Linked DNA regions of Homo sapiens: region 2 is linked to region 1. A link is a contact called in ENCODE Hi-C or POLR2A ChIA-PET data. All regions are on one chromosome and are shown on one strand. Each heading gives the region's core, a stretch centred on a gene start or an enhancer-like site at or near the end of the contact. The rest is flanking DNA. Distances are from core to core; before and after follow the strand shown.

Evidence for each region. A loop is a pair of places that touch in the nucleus more often than their neighbours do. ChIA-PET counts read pairs that join two places held with the same protein, here RNA polymerase II (POLR2A). Pooled maps may share reads with other maps.
Region 2: a loop to region 1 is called in a map of CD8-positive, alpha-beta T cell, with 4 times the contacts of the local background. The contact joins two enhancer-like sites. A Hi-C loop is called at or near these places in 6 of 168 maps with a recorded cell type or tissue (CD4-positive, alpha-beta T cell, CD4-positive, alpha-beta memory T cell, CD8-positive, alpha-beta T cell and 2 more) and 11 of 50 pooled maps. POLR2A ChIA-PET finds 5 or more read pairs at or near these places in 2 of 52 experiments (CD4-positive, alpha-beta T cell and naive thymus-derived CD4-positive, alpha-beta T cell).

The regions. Positions count from the first base shown.
Region 1 is chr3:59,450,066-59,453,923 of GRCh38, forward strand. The region is part of intron 5 of CFAP20DC-DT (CFAP20DC divergent transcript); the gene reads left to right. Among named protein-coding and RNA genes, the nearest start is that of CFAP20DC-DT, 370 kb to the left of the region's middle. Within about 2 kb of position 1,451, at least 8 of the 41 ENCODE cell types and tissues checked have a DNase peak (open chromatin) inside an H3K27ac peak, as active enhancers do; they include CD4-positive, alpha-beta T cell, CD8-positive, alpha-beta T cell and natural killer cell, where a contact is called at or near this core.
Region 2 is chr3:60,008,664-60,012,134 of GRCh38, forward strand. It overlaps FHIT (fragile histidine triad diadenosine triphosphatase), which reads right to left. Exons shown (of 10, transcript NM_002012.4): 7 at 2,708-2,737. Among named protein-coding and RNA genes, the nearest start is that of MIR548BB, 610 kb to the right of the region's middle. RefSeq lists a silencer at 2,212-2,421. Within about 2 kb of position 1,813, at least 4 of the 41 ENCODE cell types and tissues checked have a DNase peak (open chromatin) inside an H3K27ac peak, as active enhancers do; they include CD4-positive, alpha-beta T cell, CD8-positive, alpha-beta T cell and natural killer cell, where a contact is called at or near this core.

The DNA.
Region 1 (3,858 bases), core at 201-2,700:
CTGACAAGAACCATCTGATGTAGGTACAGTTTTCCCCTTTAACACCCTAAGACCCTGAGGCCTAGAGAGTTCAAGTTCTTTGCCCAAGGTCACCCAACGGATGAATAGTGCAGGTGGAATCCAGATCCAGGTCTACTTGCCACCCAAGCTCACTTTTTATGCTATCTCACCTGCCTCTCCAGACACTTCTATGGAAGGTATTTGGTTAGGTTGATTTGACATTGTAAGTATCTAATCACATATTCCCTGGAATTCTCTATTCACTGCCACTTAGAACAATGACTATTATTCTCAAGATACTTGAGGCCCCCTGCTGTACCCTAAAGAGTCCTATAAAACATTAACAAGCAATCAATGAGAAAATTTGCATGTTTCAGTACAAGAAAGGGCTCTGAATCTCTTGTCATCACTCTGCTGTATCTCAGCACTGTCCATGTTTGTTTTTATATTTGTTCGTCTGTTCACCAACCACCTCTCCAACTAGACGGTAAACTCCATGAGGCAGGAACCAAAACTGTGGTGTTCACCTGTCTATACTGGGTGTGCCTAGCAATAAACATTTTCTGAATAAATAAATTCTCTCTGAATGGGTAATCCCCACGTAATGCGCATGGTTTAAGTCTATTTACCAGAATTTTTGAGCAAATAGTTCTATCCTTTTTGACACATTTTCCACAGTTTGTATAATTTATTCATAGAATCCTTCTTAGACTACTAATAAATTCCTATGGGACATAGTCCTTTTATATGCGGAGGAATCCACCACCATGAAATGTTCACAAGAAATGACTTTTAAAATTTTATTTGTGGCCATGCTGATTATGAATTTCTGAATTATGTCTGGGCTGCTCTTTTTCTCGGAATATGCAAAGTGGGATACTGGCATCTCTGTATCTGGAGAGTTACAGCTTCTGAGTTAAAAGATGAATGGGAAGTAGCAGGAGAGGGAGAGATCAGAAATCTCCACTCCCTGAAACACAGACACTTCACATACCCAGGAGGTAAATTCCTGGCATGAATTGTAACAAGTATACACAGGCATTTGTACATTGTTTGCTTATGTGCTAGATGACATGGCAGTCTATGAACAGGGGCCCCACATCTGCAGGCAGGACATTCAGCCCTGTATCTTGCCACTACCATGAAATCTGAGGTTCTTTCATTTTTGTTTTTCTATTCTGATGAGATTGAGGTACACTGACTCACTGGTAAAGAAGACAATTTATTTGTGAACTTGTAGTCACTCCATTTGACGGCCTCCCTCTACTCACTGAGGCACAGCACGTGTGGAACAGGAAAAAGGCCTCTGGAGAGCTTGTGTTCCACTGGTTTCTTTGACTTTTGCCAACCAACTTTGCAAATGTTCTCAAAAGGCATTCATTACCTCTGCAGGTGTGAAATAACTCTGCAGTTCAAGGGTTTGTGAAATCACGTGAAACAGCTGAAAGCTGTTCTGGCAAAGCGACCAGAGTCAGAGTTAGCTGTCACCAAGCCACATCCTGGCTTAAACGATGTTATTTATATCTAACTGCACTCGACTCCTCCCAAAGCCTTCTGTTGAGCACCAAAACCTCACCACAGTTTCACTCTTAGCCTTTCTTTTGTGTGAAGACAAAAAAGGTTGCTTTTATAAATCTCTGTTTGAGCCCAGATGGAGTGCATTTCATGCAGGAAAATGTTGCTTATAGTGAAGTGGATGAAATAATTGCTGGGATTTCTGGGCATGCTCCACAAACCCAGAAGACTGGAGGTGAACGGGCAGGGAGAAGAGATTCCGTTGCTTTCTCATTCCTTTATTTGTGACTCTCCCTGGAAAGAGGAAAATGTAGGCATATGTAGATCAATGTGTCATTACAAAGGCTCAGTGTTCTTAGTCATAAAATGGGAGGAAGAACAGTACCCACTTCCCAGAATTGGTGAGGACCCCTGAACGGGTGCATGCCAGCTTCTCGCACAGCCCTACCAGGTAATGAGCTCCACTGTGTAGCCATCACTACTCAGAGTTAATCCGTGAAAGAGTGTGTGGGAGGAGGATAGGCCTTAGATTCCAAAGGGTGGAAATCAGTGGAAAGAGGCAGGATCTGATCATGCCTAGACCAGATGCTTCCAAGCCAGGCAGGCAATAGATGGTTAAAAGCCAAAATGCCTGCCCCTTTGGTGAAGGTTCTCATTGGTCTAAGGCATCCTGGCCAACTGACACATGATATCATGTAACGTGTTTTCCTGGGGCCCAGAAGCTTCTATGTGCAGCTTCTTTAAAGACCAAAACTGCAAGACTTTGAGTTTTGATATCTCAATATGATTTTGAAAAAATCATGGTAAAATATATATAACATAAAATTTACCATTTCTAAGTGTACAGTTCAGGGGTGTTAAGTATGTTTGCATTGTTGTGTACCCAACCACCTGAACTCTTCATCATGTAAAACTAAAGCTCTGTATCCATTACGTAAGTCCTTATTTCCCCTGGTTGCCAGGGAGCCCCTGACAACCACATCAGTTTGCTTTTTGATGACCTTATTATTTGTTTTATATATTTTTGTGATTTGTGTTTGTGGGAGTTTTTAAACAGGGGTGGGGTGGAGGTAGATCTAGAACTTATGTATTTTAGTGACCTAAATATGAAATCTTTCTAGAGTGGCAAATAGAGATATTTATTTCTCATGTCTGCCCTGGAAATAGAATTAATTTGCCATTTCAGAAATGAACCACACTGCTTTTGTCAGACTTTTCAACCTCATTCCCACATTGGAAGGCTATATGGCTTGCTGGTGAGATAACAGCCATGGTTCGGCTGAATCACTGCATTAATGATTCTAAAATATTCCCATCTAATCCCCTGTAGCTGAAGAGGATAAACACATACTGGCAAGGACTTGACAGTATGGGGACTAGCAATAGGCAGTTTGTCAAATGCAAAAATGGTTTGGAAGGGTCAAGGTTTAGCTAAAAAAAAATTCGGGCAAACTTTTCATTTATCCATGTTTCCTTTAATATTTATATTAAAATTGTTTAGTTACCCTTCAAACACATAAAACTTGTAAGTAAAATGGAGTCTGTAAGACGATCTATATTGTCCACATTTTCACTGACTCCCAGTATACCAATATAAAATATAACATATTTGAAATCTTAAATTATTAATCACCTTTTTACCCATGTTCAGATTAACTGGGTAATCTAAAAATAGGAGGGAGTACCTTATGTGCAATTTTTGGGGAAGTTCAGGAGCATGCTCTTGAAGAATTGCTGATAAAGTGTGTAATTGTCCCATGACCACCATCACATCCCAGGGGAGAGCCTTATGTTTGGTTAATAAAAGAAGGCAGGATCTGGTCTCTTTTTAAAAAGACTCCAGCCTTAATTATGATTCATTTATTTAAAGATAGCCCCTGCCACCTAGTCTTATCTTGGCTCTGAAAATAAACAAATATCACATGCTTCCAACAGGAAAAGGTTTGAATGACCTTTATAAGGCAATTTACCTTTGACTAGATAAGAAGAGATGTGCATTGTACTTTCCAACCACAGAGGTAAATTTCCAGCCCTCCTCCAGTGTACAGGATGAAGTAACACTAATTCTACCTAAGATAACATTCTTCATTGAACACATATATACAGATGTCCTACTATATATTAGGTGCTAGGACTATAGCACTATCAACAAACTATTCTATCAAGGCCTTGGTCTGATAAGATTCACATTCTTGGGTGGGAAAAATATGGCAAAAAAGTGAATACATAAAATAATTTTAAAGACTGATATGTGCAACAAAGAAAATATATCCCAAGGGTATGACTGAGTTTGCCTGCTTTAATTGGGTGGTCAAGGATAGCCTTTCTGAGGCGGTGACATTT
Region 2 (3,471 bases), core at 563-3,062, 560 kb after region 1:
AAAGATGAAGAGAACAGTCACTGTGCTTTCCATGGCAGGTTGTCAAATGCTGCCTTAAAATGTGCAACTGTGTGAATTCCAAAATATGAAATGCTCAGAGGCTTGAATTGTAGTATTCACAACTGGACAGCTGAATATTAAAGATGCTGCTTTGTCCCCTAGAGGGGCTGGCTACTGCAAGACTGGCTTCCAGGGGTCATAATTATGTGGCCATTGCCACTCAATATTTTATCATCATACAATACTGAGGCTGGCAAATATCTATCACGGGATGTGCTTGTTAATAATGAAGATTCCCAAGCCCCAGTCACAGTATTCTAAATAAGTAGATTTGGAATAAGAACTGAGAATCAACTTTTTGTTGTTGTTAACTGATACCAAAGTTAATTTTCATGCAGGTGATACAAAGATCGCATTTTGAAAAGCAGATTCAACAACTTTAGATATGGATACTTTGTCTAAAAGGACAGCTTTGGAACCTTCATTGTTCTCTGGGATTTTATGTGTGTGTGTGTGTGTGTGTGTGTGTGTGTGTGTGTGTGTGTGTGTGTGTGTGTGTGTGTGTGTATGGTGGTTTTCTTATAACCACCATATTCTACAAACGAGTCAAGATATCCCCATTATTTCATATCAGGAAACTTCTGTGATCAGGTTGGAAACAACTGAAAGATGTGCAAAACAGCATAACCTGCTGATTTAAAAAACAGAATCGTTTTAAAAAGTTCAACTTAAGCTAAATAATCAGGGTGATGATAACAATAACCACATTCAACAATTCATATATAAGTACTATATGTTAAGAATTAGTCCATCATCATCACCATCAAAGGTAACAAAAACATTACACATTTTGGCCAGATAATTGGGACATCAAAAAGTAATTACTATTGGAGTTACACAATCTGTAGCCATAGTTATCAGCCCAGCTAGGCTCACTGCTTATTTGTTTTGTGTGTGTGTGTTTATTATTTTTAGTCAAGAGATAATTCAAATATGATAAAATTCACCATTTTAAAACGTACAATTCAGTGGCTTTATTATATTCACAATGTTGCACAACCATCACCACTAAGTCCACAACGTTTTCATTACCCTAAAAGAACCTGTATCCATTAGGAATCATTCCCCATTCCTTCCTTGTCCCAGTCCCTGGCAACCACTAATCTACTTTCTATCTCTATTCAGAGCCTGTTGCATAGCAAATATTTTCTATCCCGCTTTAGAATGGCTAAATGAAATTTTGAGATCATATAACCTATCTATTCATATAAGTTTTAGCTATGCTTACTATGCACCTATTATCATTCTGTGCATCCCACTTAATACAGTTTGTGCATTCCCCCATGTCACTAGCTATGCCTCTACAGTATCGCTTTCAATGGCTGAAGGAATTCCATCAAATAGATATTGCATAGTGCATCTAACTAATCCGGTATAGTTGGAATTTACATTTGAATACTGAGTTTTAAAAAATCTTGGAACCAAGTTTAAACATTTGTGTTTTGCATTTCAAGAAGTGATTTCAAAAAGAAGCCACAGGTATTAAATCCTTTCTTTGCATCCGTATATTTAGAGCCTCACATGGAGGTGAGACAGTGGGACAGAGGAAAGCTGAAAGCCTCTGTGTCTATCACCATACCCTGTGTGTAGAGCAATTAGGAGGCTAGCCCTTTTTTATGATAAGGAATTTGGTAGCCCATATGGTGGCAGTCCCTACATAAACTTTCACTGCTTAGAAGTATTTCCCAGAGATTGTATTTTAAAAGTCCCAGAATAGCTGTGTTAAAGACAAAAGTAAAGTAAGATCAAAAGGGAACTTACGTTTATTTGGCATTGTTTGTGTGGGCAGCACCTTATCCACTCACAGCTAGTCTTCGAAGCATTAAACTTTATTTCAACAAAGTGTAACATTAACATCCCAGCCTGACTTGCTTCTGACTTCTAGCACCAAAAATAGAGCCTTTTCTATGACTTAGGTGCAGAATCTACCCGTATAGGAATTAGCATTTGTATGAAAAGAGCTGAAACCCAGCTTCTGAATCAGCCAGGATTTTATTATTTTATTTTTACTACAGAAGCAGAGACTATCCTAATAAATCCTCCTTTCTTCTCCTAGCACACTTAAAAACCCATCTTTGAGCTCCACTGACTCCATTAGGTTTGAACTTTGGTATTAAGTACACAGGGAGGAAAAGAGTAGGTGTGGGGGTGACGAGAAGGAGAACAGAGAGAAGCACAGGAGAACAGAAAGGAAGGGAGGCAGCTTGATGCTACTGCTGCGGTTATTGCTTCACTCAAAAACAATGAAGCAAAAGCAGACTATGTCAAGAAGCAAAGGTGTGTCAAAGACACCCCAGGCTTAACATGGGGCTGCACAAACCCACAGGAAGCTCACATGCTATTTCCTAGACACTCTCTCACATGAACCACTTTGACTTATGTTTCCGGACTCCTTGATTTAGTTTCTGTTTTAGCGTTTGCACAATAATAATTTTACTACTAAAAGTAAATGTCTTGTAAACCAATGGGAAACATATTGTTTGGCAGAGTTTATAATGTCAGGATTTACGGCTCTAACACTGAGGGTCTCTCTGACCTCGAAGATAACATAATGAAACAGCAATGTGCTGCATATGACTCGTTGTGATTTTTTATTAGTTCTCATAATCGCCTCTTATTAATTTGTATGCACATAATAAGCACTCACCTTCACAGTCTGTCCGGCTTCGGGGCCATCCTAGAAGTAGGAAAAAACCAACAGAGGTGAGAATAGATAGATGGTATCTCCTGCTTATTCAGAAATATCACCCATTAATAATTTAGATGCAATTTCATTGTGTGTTAATTTATAGTATTCTCATGGGGACCATTGGCTTCAAATGTGCGGGATTAGACAGTTCTCCATTTCCGCCTGAGAGTAAGTGCGAAGTTATGTATAAAAATGATATAAATTATCCAGCAAGCCAACTCCTTGCTACTTTTCATGCTCTTTGCTCTAGGCTATGGTTTTAATTGCATTAAAGGAAGGCTGAAAATGTTTGGGGAGGTGAAGTATCACACCTTCTGGTTATGTTTAGAGGTGGTTTAATTAATGTCTGATTACTTTAAGCTTCTACTCAGGAAATCTGCTATAAACATAAGCCATTAAGGAAGAATATGGGGTATTTCATATGGGAAGAGTCCTCTGGCTATTCTGACCTTGTGGGAGACAAATGGTAGTGTTCATTGTAGCTGGACCCTTTTCCCAAACTGGTTCCCTTTCTCTGTTTCTGAAGCTTAGTTGGAAATGGGCAAACTCACCAAGTCACCAGCCATAATATAAAGCAAAAGCAGATACTCAGCTGGTTGAGATGGCCAAACAAAGCAATGGCTCCACAATCAGAAATTCCAAAATAGAATTTCACCTCTGCAACTTTAGCCAGGTTTGTCTACCTCTATGAGCCTGACTAACGGGGTGAGAACTCCCGCCGT